Regions from separate parts of the Homo sapiens genome. Here all the other regions are linked to region 2. Evidence: chromatin contacts called from ENCODE Hi-C or POLR2A ChIA-PET data. All regions are on one chromosome and are shown on one strand. Each heading gives the region's core, a stretch centred on a gene start or an enhancer-like site at or near the end of the contact. The rest is flanking DNA. Distances are from core to core; before and after follow the strand shown. Region 1 holds the start of ERC2-IT1 (ERC2 intronic transcript 1). Region 2 overlaps ERC2 (ELKS/RAB6-interacting/CAST family member 2). Region 3 holds the start of ERC2-AS1 (ERC2 antisense RNA 1).

The links. A loop is a pair of places that touch in the nucleus more often than their neighbours do. ChIA-PET counts read pairs that join two places held with the same protein, here RNA polymerase II (POLR2A). Pooled maps may share reads with other maps.
Region 1: a map with no recorded cell type shows a loop between it and region 2 (2.6-fold over the local background). The contact joins the promoter of ERC2-IT1 here to the enhancer-like site in region 2. A Hi-C loop is called at or near these places in 7 of 37 single-sample maps with no recorded cell type and 3 of 50 pooled maps. POLR2A ChIA-PET finds 5 or more read pairs at or near these places in 1 of 52 experiments (WTC11).
Region 3: a map with no recorded cell type shows a loop between it and region 2 (2.1-fold over the local background). The contact joins the promoter of ERC2-AS1 here to the enhancer-like site in region 2. A Hi-C loop is called at or near these places in 2 of 37 single-sample maps with no recorded cell type and 2 of 50 pooled maps.

The regions. Positions count from the first base shown.
Region 1 is chr3:55,657,449-55,660,752 of GRCh38, forward strand. ERC2-IT1 (ERC2 intronic transcript 1) reads right to left here and starts at 2,021. Exons shown (of 1, transcript NR_024615.1): 1 at 1-2,021. All of the region lies in intron 17 of ERC2 (ELKS/RAB6-interacting/CAST family member 2), which reads right to left. RefSeq lists enhancers at 1,176-1,375, 1,416-1,535.
Region 2 is chr3:55,723,320-55,726,229 of GRCh38, forward strand. The region is part of intron 15 of ERC2 (ELKS/RAB6-interacting/CAST family member 2); the gene reads right to left. Among named protein-coding and RNA genes, the nearest start is that of ERC2-IT1, 65 kb to the left of the region's middle. Within about 2 kb of position 1,537, at least 2 of the 41 ENCODE cell types and tissues checked have a DNase peak (open chromatin) inside an H3K27ac peak, as active enhancers do.
Region 3 is chr3:55,606,228-55,609,476 of GRCh38, forward strand. ERC2-AS1 (ERC2 antisense RNA 1) reads left to right here and starts at 1,394. Exons shown (of 3, transcript XR_007095922.1): 1 at 1,394-3,249. All of the region lies in intron 17 of ERC2 (ELKS/RAB6-interacting/CAST family member 2), which reads right to left. RefSeq lists an enhancer at 1,637-1,876.

The sequences.
Region 1 (3,304 bases), core at 771-3,270, 65 kb before region 2:
ATATTTCTTTTTTTCTTTCTTTTTTGAGACAGGGTCTCACTCTGTCGCCTAGGCTGGAATGCAGTGGCATGATCTCAACTCACTGGAATCTCTGCTTCCTGGGCTCAGGTAATTCTCCCACCTCAGCCTCCTAAGTAGCTGGGACTACAAGCACACACCACCATGCCCGGCTAATTTTTGTATTTTTTGAAAATAGAGAGAGGATTTTGCCATGTTTCCCAGGCTGGCCTTCAACTCCTAGGCTCAAGCAATCCTCCCACCTTGGCCTCGCAAAGTGTTGGGATTACAGGTGTAAGCCACCGCACCCACCCCTGGATGTATTTCTTAACTTCTCTGGTCTAGGTTTCTTTCCCTGTAAAGTGTAGATAACAATTTTTAATTAAAGGATGTGCTCAAAGGGTGAAATGAAATAATGTGTGTAAAGTGCTGAGGAGTGTCTGAAATGTCTAATAAATGGAATAATAACAATACTGGCAATGGCTGTGATTGTAGCACACCTCCTGTGCTCCCTGGAGCTCTGAGGTATAGCTCCCACCGTGGATCTTAACAAATGCTTGCTAAATTGACTTGAGCCAGGACTCAATAAGGGATGCAATTTCTATTCATCTGGCCTCAAACTGACTTATGGAAAAAGGCATTTATTAGTTCTTGTAACTAAATCATTCAGGACTAGTCTGGCTTTGGGCACAGGTGAATTCGGGATCTTAAATGATGTCTTCAGGGATCTGTCTCTGCCTCTCTCTCCATCATTCTTGTCTACTTTCCTTTTCCTTCTGACTTCATTTTCAGGTAGGGTTCTCTTCTCACTATGGCCCTGTCGCTCCCGGTACCCCAAATTTCATCACTCCAGCTTCTATTTCCATAGAGTAAACAGTTCTTTTTCCAAGCAATCTTAACTCAAAATTTCAGAACTGAGACTCATTGGTCTAGTTTGATTATGTGCCCATTTCTGAACCAATCACTGTGGCCTAAGGGATAGCTCCCTCTGAGTGACCAAGTCTAGGGAAAGTGAACTCTGATTGGCTGGCTTGAGTCATGTGCCCATATTGACATAGTGCTGGGTGAAGGGTAACTGTCCCAGAACTGCAAAAACTGAAAGGAATTCCCCAGAGAAACTTGGCCCCTGGTATCAAAAGATAGGGAGACAGACACTGGGCAGACCAAAGCAATGGATGGCTGTACACCATTAGCAGGCATTAAATGCATTTTGCACACTTGCTCATGAATATCTCCCTCTCCCTGTTGCAGAGCCACATAATCAGAAGACTGAAGGACCATTGCTGTGCAAGTGAATCTGAGTAGTTCTGACTTGCCAGCCTGTGACAGGGAAATAGCAGCCACAGATGTTTAACTAAGCAAGTACTACCAGGCCCCAGGCCCACAAGCTCTTCCCCAAGCCCAGTCCCAGCTGACAGGCAGGCGTGACAGGACATGTCAAGGCCAAGAGTCAGGACACCTGTCAAGATGTCACAGTGCCTCAGGACACGTGGGTTGGGCAGGTGACAGCTGCAGTGAACCTTCCCGAGGCCCACAGAGCAACCTGCATCTGCCACCTTCAACAGGCAAGGCATCTTTCTTCTCAGAAAACAAGGAAAGCAAGCAAGCATTTGAAACTGTATATCCTTTCCTGTTTCATTAAGGGGTTGGGCTTTGTTTTCCTGAAAGCTTTTGTTCTTCTGTCAGCATATTCAAAACAACCAAAAGGCGTTACCTGCTCTGAAATCCCTGAGATGCCTATCCTCAGAGGTGCTTTTGGCTGTCTTATGCAGCAGAAGGAAGATTTGCTTCCTAGCTGATTCTCCAGTCCTCAGGACATTCACAAATGGCAAATTATAAGCCCGTGTTGCCTCTGCTGACTGCAACTTGGGCCTGTCAGCCCAGAATAATATTTGCATGATGATTTGGCCAAATCAGGCCTGGCTGTCTGTCATCCTGGGCTCCCTTCTCTCCCTCCACCAGACGAACAAACCCCGTGGCCCCTCCTCCTCAGATAGCTCTGGAATCCCGCTGCTTTTCCCCATCCCTGATCTCCCCACCCTTCCTTTCTACCCCCTACCACCTCTCTCAGGTCCCAATAGTCTCTGTGCTCCACTCACTCCCCTCCATCAATTCTTGGCTCTTCCACCAGAGGGGTCCTTCTAAAGCACCCACATCCGTCCATGCCACTGCTCAGCCTTTTCTTTCAATGGTTTCCAAGTCCCCTTATAATTAAGTTCAATCTCTTCAAAAAACTAGCAGAAAGGCTTTCTGACCTCAGTCTCAACCGATAGCCTGTTTGCCTCCTATACTCCAGATGTATTTATGGACATAGGTAGGCTCCCAGATCAGATCTACATCATGACATCCCCTGGGGCTGGGCTATTCTCCTCTGCCGCCTCTGTACCTGGCCAACTCCTACTTATCCGTGAGGCCACAGCTCAAGGGTCACTACTTCTGGCTTCTGAATCTCGGTATGGCGTCTCTCCCATATTTGCTCTAGGCATCTAGTGCCTCCTCCACTACAGCACTTATTATACTATCCTGAAATTGCTTGCTTTTCTGTGCTTCCTTCATTAGCCTGGAGTAATGGAGCCTGGAAGATCTATGAGTATGGAACTCACCTTATTCATTACTGCATCATTAGCTTCTCATGCAAACCCCATCACATTATGGAAGCTCAGTTCATATTTGTTAAATGTCTGAACAATGTGAATGTTCATACTCAGACTTTCCATTGGCTGAATTTGAGGTCACAATTTCTGTACATGCAACTGAGAGCAAATTGGCACATCAACCCGCACCCCCACCTCCAGATAAAATGTAAGCAATAGCATTTGTTCCACCTGATATTCCTTTTGGCTCCTGATCTTTATGTCCAAGTTATAAAAATGTCTCCATCACAACTTCCACCCCTGGAATTGAGTGCCTGGTGCAGGGAAGGGGCACAATCTTTGACACAATCTAGAGCAAGTGAGACCTCCAAGGATTTGAAGAGAAATGTAAGAGTGTGCTCTGAGCTTTGGCTTGCAGAACCTGGGGGGTGGGGCGGGGGTGGCGTGGGAGTCTCCTATTTCCTTGACCATCCAAATTTGATTTTTTTTCTCCTTGCTCAGCACCTAGTGGTGTAGTATTCCAAGGGCATTAAAACAAGGTTAAAGGGCTTTATGTGATGAAAGGCATTCTTAGTTGTGAGTGTTTAGCAGGAGTTTAAATATCAGCAATTTTGTATATGGAAACATATTAGCTTCATATTTAATTGGGGTCGTGGTGCACTGTGAAGTACAGCACTTATGTGCACAGACTTGGGTATGATGTCCCACAGACA
Region 2 (2,910 bases), core at 287-2,786:
TTTTTTATTTACATTTTTTGAAGTTTCTATTATGAGCAAATATTATTTCTATGATAAAAGATGTATCTCTATGCTTTCAACTATGGAAAAGCTCATTTACATAGAAAGAATGCTACAAAATCAAATCCTTATTACCTTTTAATCTAGTGCATTATTAAGGGGTAACATTGAAAAAAAACAATAAACAAGGGAGATTCTGGAACTTTTAGTGTGTTGCAGAGAATCAAAAGAAGAAAGTGACATCTTCCCCAAAAGAATATAAAGTTGAGAAAGATTAAAGGCAAACTACTGGAAATTTTAAATTCCAAGTCTGATAAATGTCTTCCTGTAATCATGAGAGGAGAGGGTGAAAAATCCTTTTCCTTAATTTTCAGGAAAAAAATCCTGATACTATTATTTGAAAAAGCTGAAAAAGAAGAAGTTCTGAAGCCAGGAAAGGACAGACCTGGTGTGCACCACAATGGTGATCAATGACAAAATCAATATCACTTTAACACAGCTTTTCAAGGGGCAGTATGAAGCAAAAAGGAAGTGAAAAGGGGCTTTTCTTTCATTTTGAAATCCAGCATCAGGAGGACACAAGGGCAGGAAGTGGGATCTTTTTTCAATGTATTTGAAATGATAAGGTGAAGACAGGCTGAAAGGACTTTTAATTATATGATGAGAGGAAGGAACGGAGGGAGAGAGAGAAAGGGACCAGGAAAAACCTGGTTTTATATGTTAAATGATGAAAAAGAAAATGTAAAACTAAAGAGAAAAAGGCTTTCCAACAGATACCTTGAGAATGAAACACAAAGGCTGCAGGAGGTAAGTGCCAACATTTCTTGCAAGAAAACCAAAATGACAGCACACTTGATTGAGCCTGCAGCCTTCTCCCCTAGTGGCAACCGGTGATGTCTGGTGATGCAGGAAGAGATAAGTCGCCCTTCCCAGCCTGCACATGGTGGCCTCAGGTCATGGCGGGAGCCAGCAGGGGCCAGGCGAGAAGGGTCAGGAGGGGTGGGGAGTGGTTGCTCAGGGTCACAGAATAAAGCCTTCTTTATTCTGCTTTTTAGCCTCAAGTTTACAGGGGCTAAGACCTAACTGAAGTATTGCACCAATTCAGGGATAGCTCCTGGGAAGAGCATGGAAAAGCTTCAATGTGAGTCCCATTTGGGCTCTGGTTCCACCCCTTACCAGCTGTGGCATCTCTGCATAGTTCCTGAACCCAAGTTTCCTCATCTGTAAAACAGAATTATTAACATCTGGTTTTTAGGGTTGTCATGAGGATTAAATGAGATAATATATTTAAAATCCCTAGCCCAATGCCAAGTATACAATAAGAGCTCAAAAACTGTTGGTTCCTCACATTCTAAAATGTGAATAGAAAAACAATGATGAAAAGCAAGGTCTCTGCACACATTATACCCACTCCTAAGCCTCACTGAAGCAATGTCAGTCTAATAACTCCCAAAATCCACACAGTCTAACAGCTGGATTCCTCCCCACAAAGCCTAATGGCTCCCTGGTGGCCAACATCTTGGGAAGTTTCTCCTGTACACACTCTACTTTGGTGGTGGATCTGAATGTTCTCTGAGGCGGTAATGAACAGGTTAAAGTTGAAGGGATTTCAAACATGTCTAATCCAATAAGAGGCTTGGTAAAACATGCGTTATCACTTAAAGAATAAATGTTTAAAAATAGAGCACAGATGTGAAATTTGAATAAAAAGAGAGAGAGAGCACAGTGAGAGATCTTCTTGGCATTTGCATGCTATTCCCTGTTTTGGTCACCTTCAGCTAAGCCTGTTATTCTGATATGCTCTGCCAACTGCTCAGTGCTGTGGGGTGCTTCAAGTTACTGAAGCAAAGTTGGCAAATCACTCTGAAATTTAAAAATCAGAGCCACCTCCCCCTTTATGCATTTCTAAAAGCCAGGGAACACAATGGTAAAGTTGATCTTTTCAAGTTTTTCTAAACTAATACTTAAAAAGCAAAGAGTGAGTTTCTCCACTCCTCCTAAAACTAGCAATACTTGTACTGGGATCCTTAAAACCCTAAGAGAAAGTATCATGGTTAAATAGGCATTTGTCACAAAAGGTGGGCTACAGATTGCCAATCACAGAATTCATGGGAATTTCTACTTATGTAGAAAGCATTCTCTGATTCCTCCAGCAGGCAAAGGTTTTTGAACTTCAGTAACATCTCTGCAACAAAAAAAAATAGCACTTTGTCCTATTTTATCTTTCATGAGCTAGTATCTATGATACTGCTAGTAGAGATGATAAAACTCCAAGGCTTAAGGACAAAATCAACACCTCCTATAGCCAAAGAGTGCCCATAAGTGCTCCATGCATGTTTAGGGAGATGAACTAAAATATGTTTAAAACAGAGCTTTCACCCAAGGAAGACACTCAAGTGAGAGACTCACACAGTTGGCCATCAGGTCAGCTTGATGCTCTGGGAAGATGCCCTTCTGATAGGGATTTGAAAAATGCATGAAATCAGAGAAAATACTTTGCCTCCATATTCACTGAGTGCTATTTTTTGTTGCAAGGGCAAACTGAGTGGATTCCCTGAGTACTGGGGTTGAGGCACCAGCTGCCTAGGATAAAGAATGTTTCCAGGCTAAGAGAGCAGATGAGTGTCTTACCCAATTGCTTGGACATTAAGAGGAAATTGTTTACAGTAACACTGAGCAGTTCAGGCTTTACCTCCATAAGAATAACCTGCCAGATCTGAGTATTTCTTTTTTTATTAAAAGGGGTTCTCTAGAATAGACTGTAAAGACACTTTGCACTGAAGTCAAAAATAAATAGAGATGTGGCTAGATTCTACCGGTGGGACACAAACAGCTTAACCCAAAGTGGGTCTGCTGTAAAAACCAATACATTTGCATTTTAGCAATTTGATCTGGACCAAGTCTGTGATG
Region 3 (3,249 bases), core at 144-2,643, 120 kb before region 2:
ACAGGTTCATATTCTGCTTAGGGAAGGAGCTGGTTAGGTATATCCAAAATCATATAGGGCTAGTGAAATCTCATCTATTCATTCAGTAGTTACTCTGGATCTCATGGTCTAAGAAGTCAACTGGGCTGGGCTAGGGGGTAGAGGAAGATTCAAAACATCAAAAGCCACAAAATCAAAACAAGAAAAAGTGTTGAAAATCATAGGCCTTGGAAAGCAAATAGTAAATGTAATAGTCATTAAGTAGCAACCAATGACCAACCTTCCTCTCTGTCCATGTAGCAAGATCCAAACAACACTGTGTGGCCACCATGAGGCTGACACAACAATTTACATCATGTGGATGATGGACCTAGATTATTGTTCTACACTGGTGGGAATCATGGAACAGTCTGGCTGTGAATTAAATACAAAAATAGCAACTCCTACACTCTAGCAAAATGTAAAGTACATGTGAGCCCCCAAATCCAAGCTCATTATGCAGAGTCTCTCTGAAACCCAGCACCCAGCATTTGCCGTTACCCACCTCCAAAAGGGTAAAAGTAAACATTGGACCTGCTCTGGTGTTAAACTGCCACCGGATCCTCCCCGCTGTCTCCCTCCTCCTCTTCTTCTTTACAGACAGGTAATGTTGGATCTCGAAGGAACTGGGGGCTCCCACTCTAGGCAAAGGTTGGACAGGTGATCAATGTACAGCATGAGATTTGGCTGTGCCTACGTGCCTCCGACAGAGCTGGATCATCTGGGACAATGAAAATTATGAAAATTATAAGCAACAAGAAAGCAGTATTAACAGCAAGGGCAGGGAAACCAGGACAGCACATACCACAGTTCCTAGGACACCCAGCAACCATTCCTCTCCTCATTCAGTCATTCTACACACATTCATTAAGCATGGTGCCAGGCTCTGGAGATATCGTAGTGACAAATAGGAACACAGACCCTGCCCCCATGGAGCTTATGGGGTATGTGGGAGAAAGACCAGACAGGCAGTTACAGGACAGCGGGTAAGGAAACCTAGAGGGTGCCATGGAGCACAAAGCAAAGGCAGCCAACCCAGACTGGGGGTGAGTGGTCAGGGAAGGCTTCCTGGGAAGAAGTGACATGTAACGCTGAGCCTGGAGAACCCATGGAGTTAGCCAGCCAAGACTGGGGTGGGTCAGCACGTGCGAGATTCCTGAGAATCTTTGGCTGGTCCGAAGGGCTGAAAGTCCTTTGTTCTCAGCCATTCTGCAGCCTGTAATCCTACATCCAACCAGAGCACCCAGATTTGGAGTCTGCAGCCCTGATTACAGGAGGAACTGGTGCTCCTCCAATGCCCACAATCCAGTTGCATTTTGACTTCTGCCAGTGGGATCTCAGGAAACTAAAGAACTTAGAAAATAGTGTGTTTTTTTTTTTTTTTTCTATAAGAAGAGAGAAAAAAAAAACAATAATGCAGAGTTGAACTGCTACGGAATAGACCCAATTGCAGCAATCCTTTCTGCACACCAGCATCGGGGTAAGGGAGATGCCATCCTCATGGAGACTGTTGAAACAGACAAGAAGGTGGATCACAGTTTGGTATCACAATACGGGAGCCCACTTTGCCCCTTCCTTTCCTCCAAGTCCCTGAGAAATTGCAGAGGGAGCGCTTTGTTCTTCTTACCCTTGGTGTTGACGTCTAAAAGGCTATCGCAGACATGATACCTCCCACTTGCCTGATGCAACTAGGGGAAACCAGATAGCTTATGAAGCCAATCTTGTCAGGAGCCTCCATGTGGGGGAAAAAAAAACAAAACAAAAAACCCCCTAAAGGCTGGGAAAGTCCCAGCAGCTTGAATATTGCCCAGGACTCTAGCTACCTTTGCATTACGAAAGAGACCACTGGAGAGGATGGCTTAAGACTGGGTAGTAAGCATGTGGTCATTTGACCAAAGACACGTAGTCCAAAGTAGCTTTCTGTTTTAATATTATCATATGATCCAAGTCCTACAAACAACATCCTTGACTGAAATCGAAAAGAAACAAAACCCTCACTTCTAAGAAGCAGAGCAAGCGGCGTTTTTAGAGACAAAGAAAGGATAGCTTCTTAACCTATGACAACACAAATTTGTTTAGGTTTTCCCTCCACCAAGTAAGTAAGCAATTAGGTTTTTTACAATAAAAATATCCCCGTGCATGTGCAAACACCAGAGGCAATCATATAATTACCCTGCCCAATCAGATTCAATTGCTGACAGTTGAGTTCCCACTGCTCATTAACTTCAGATCACAAAGAGGTCTTTAAGGAAGCCCTTTCCTTCTCTTTACAAAGGTTCCTATGATGCCGCGATCAGCCCCGGCACTACCTCATGCAAGATAATCATCCCCAAATCACCAGGGCCAAGGCCAGCCTCCTCTGGCTTCCTTCTGAAAAAATAAAATGAGAAATTCGAAGACACCTTGGCTTAAACACCCTTGCTTCATTTGGGGATCTCACTTCTAAATATAATAGTAACCTTTCACCCCCACATTTTAAGTGCCGTAATTACATAATTAAAACCAATTATGTCATTTAACAGAGACTTTGTCAAGATACGGCAAGCCAATTACCTCAATCATTGACCTCAGAGGATTTCCCACACTGACCTGAAACAGTGAGAATTGGGATAAATTTAGACACTGGCTTCCGAAGGCTGGCATGGACTAGCAGGGTGGGTTGTAACTGGTCTAGATTCTTTGAGACTTTAGAAGCTAAACTGAATTCATTCCCATCTACACCATCACTACTTGTTTGCACAATCCTTCCCATATCCCAAGATAATTGCTTGATTTTTTTATAACCACTCTGATGGAACGATTACTTCCATGTTGCAGACAGAAAAAGGAGGCAGGGAGAGTCCTAAAGTTATCTGAAGTCAAGCAGCTAGTGTTAACAGCAACGCTAGGGCAAGACCTAAGTCTTCCACCACAGAATTCAAAGTCTCCATGTAGCGAGTGGTGTGTGGGTGCCTCTCTTACCCCAATTTCCCTTTGAGGCAACACATTTGCCCCCACTTTTATTTAATTCACCTGCACGGCACAAGGTTCCACTGCAACTCAGGGGGTGTGTCCTAAATTAGGCCCCAGCCAATTAGCTTCCAGCATTCCTCCCCTAGCCACAGCATTGGTTCAGGATGAGCACATGATCCCATCAAAGCCAATGAGAGACACTGACACTTTTTGCAGGGCCTGTGCGATCTCTGCCTAACTGTGCTTGGAGTGACCGGAGGGAAGACTGGAAGTTAAGCA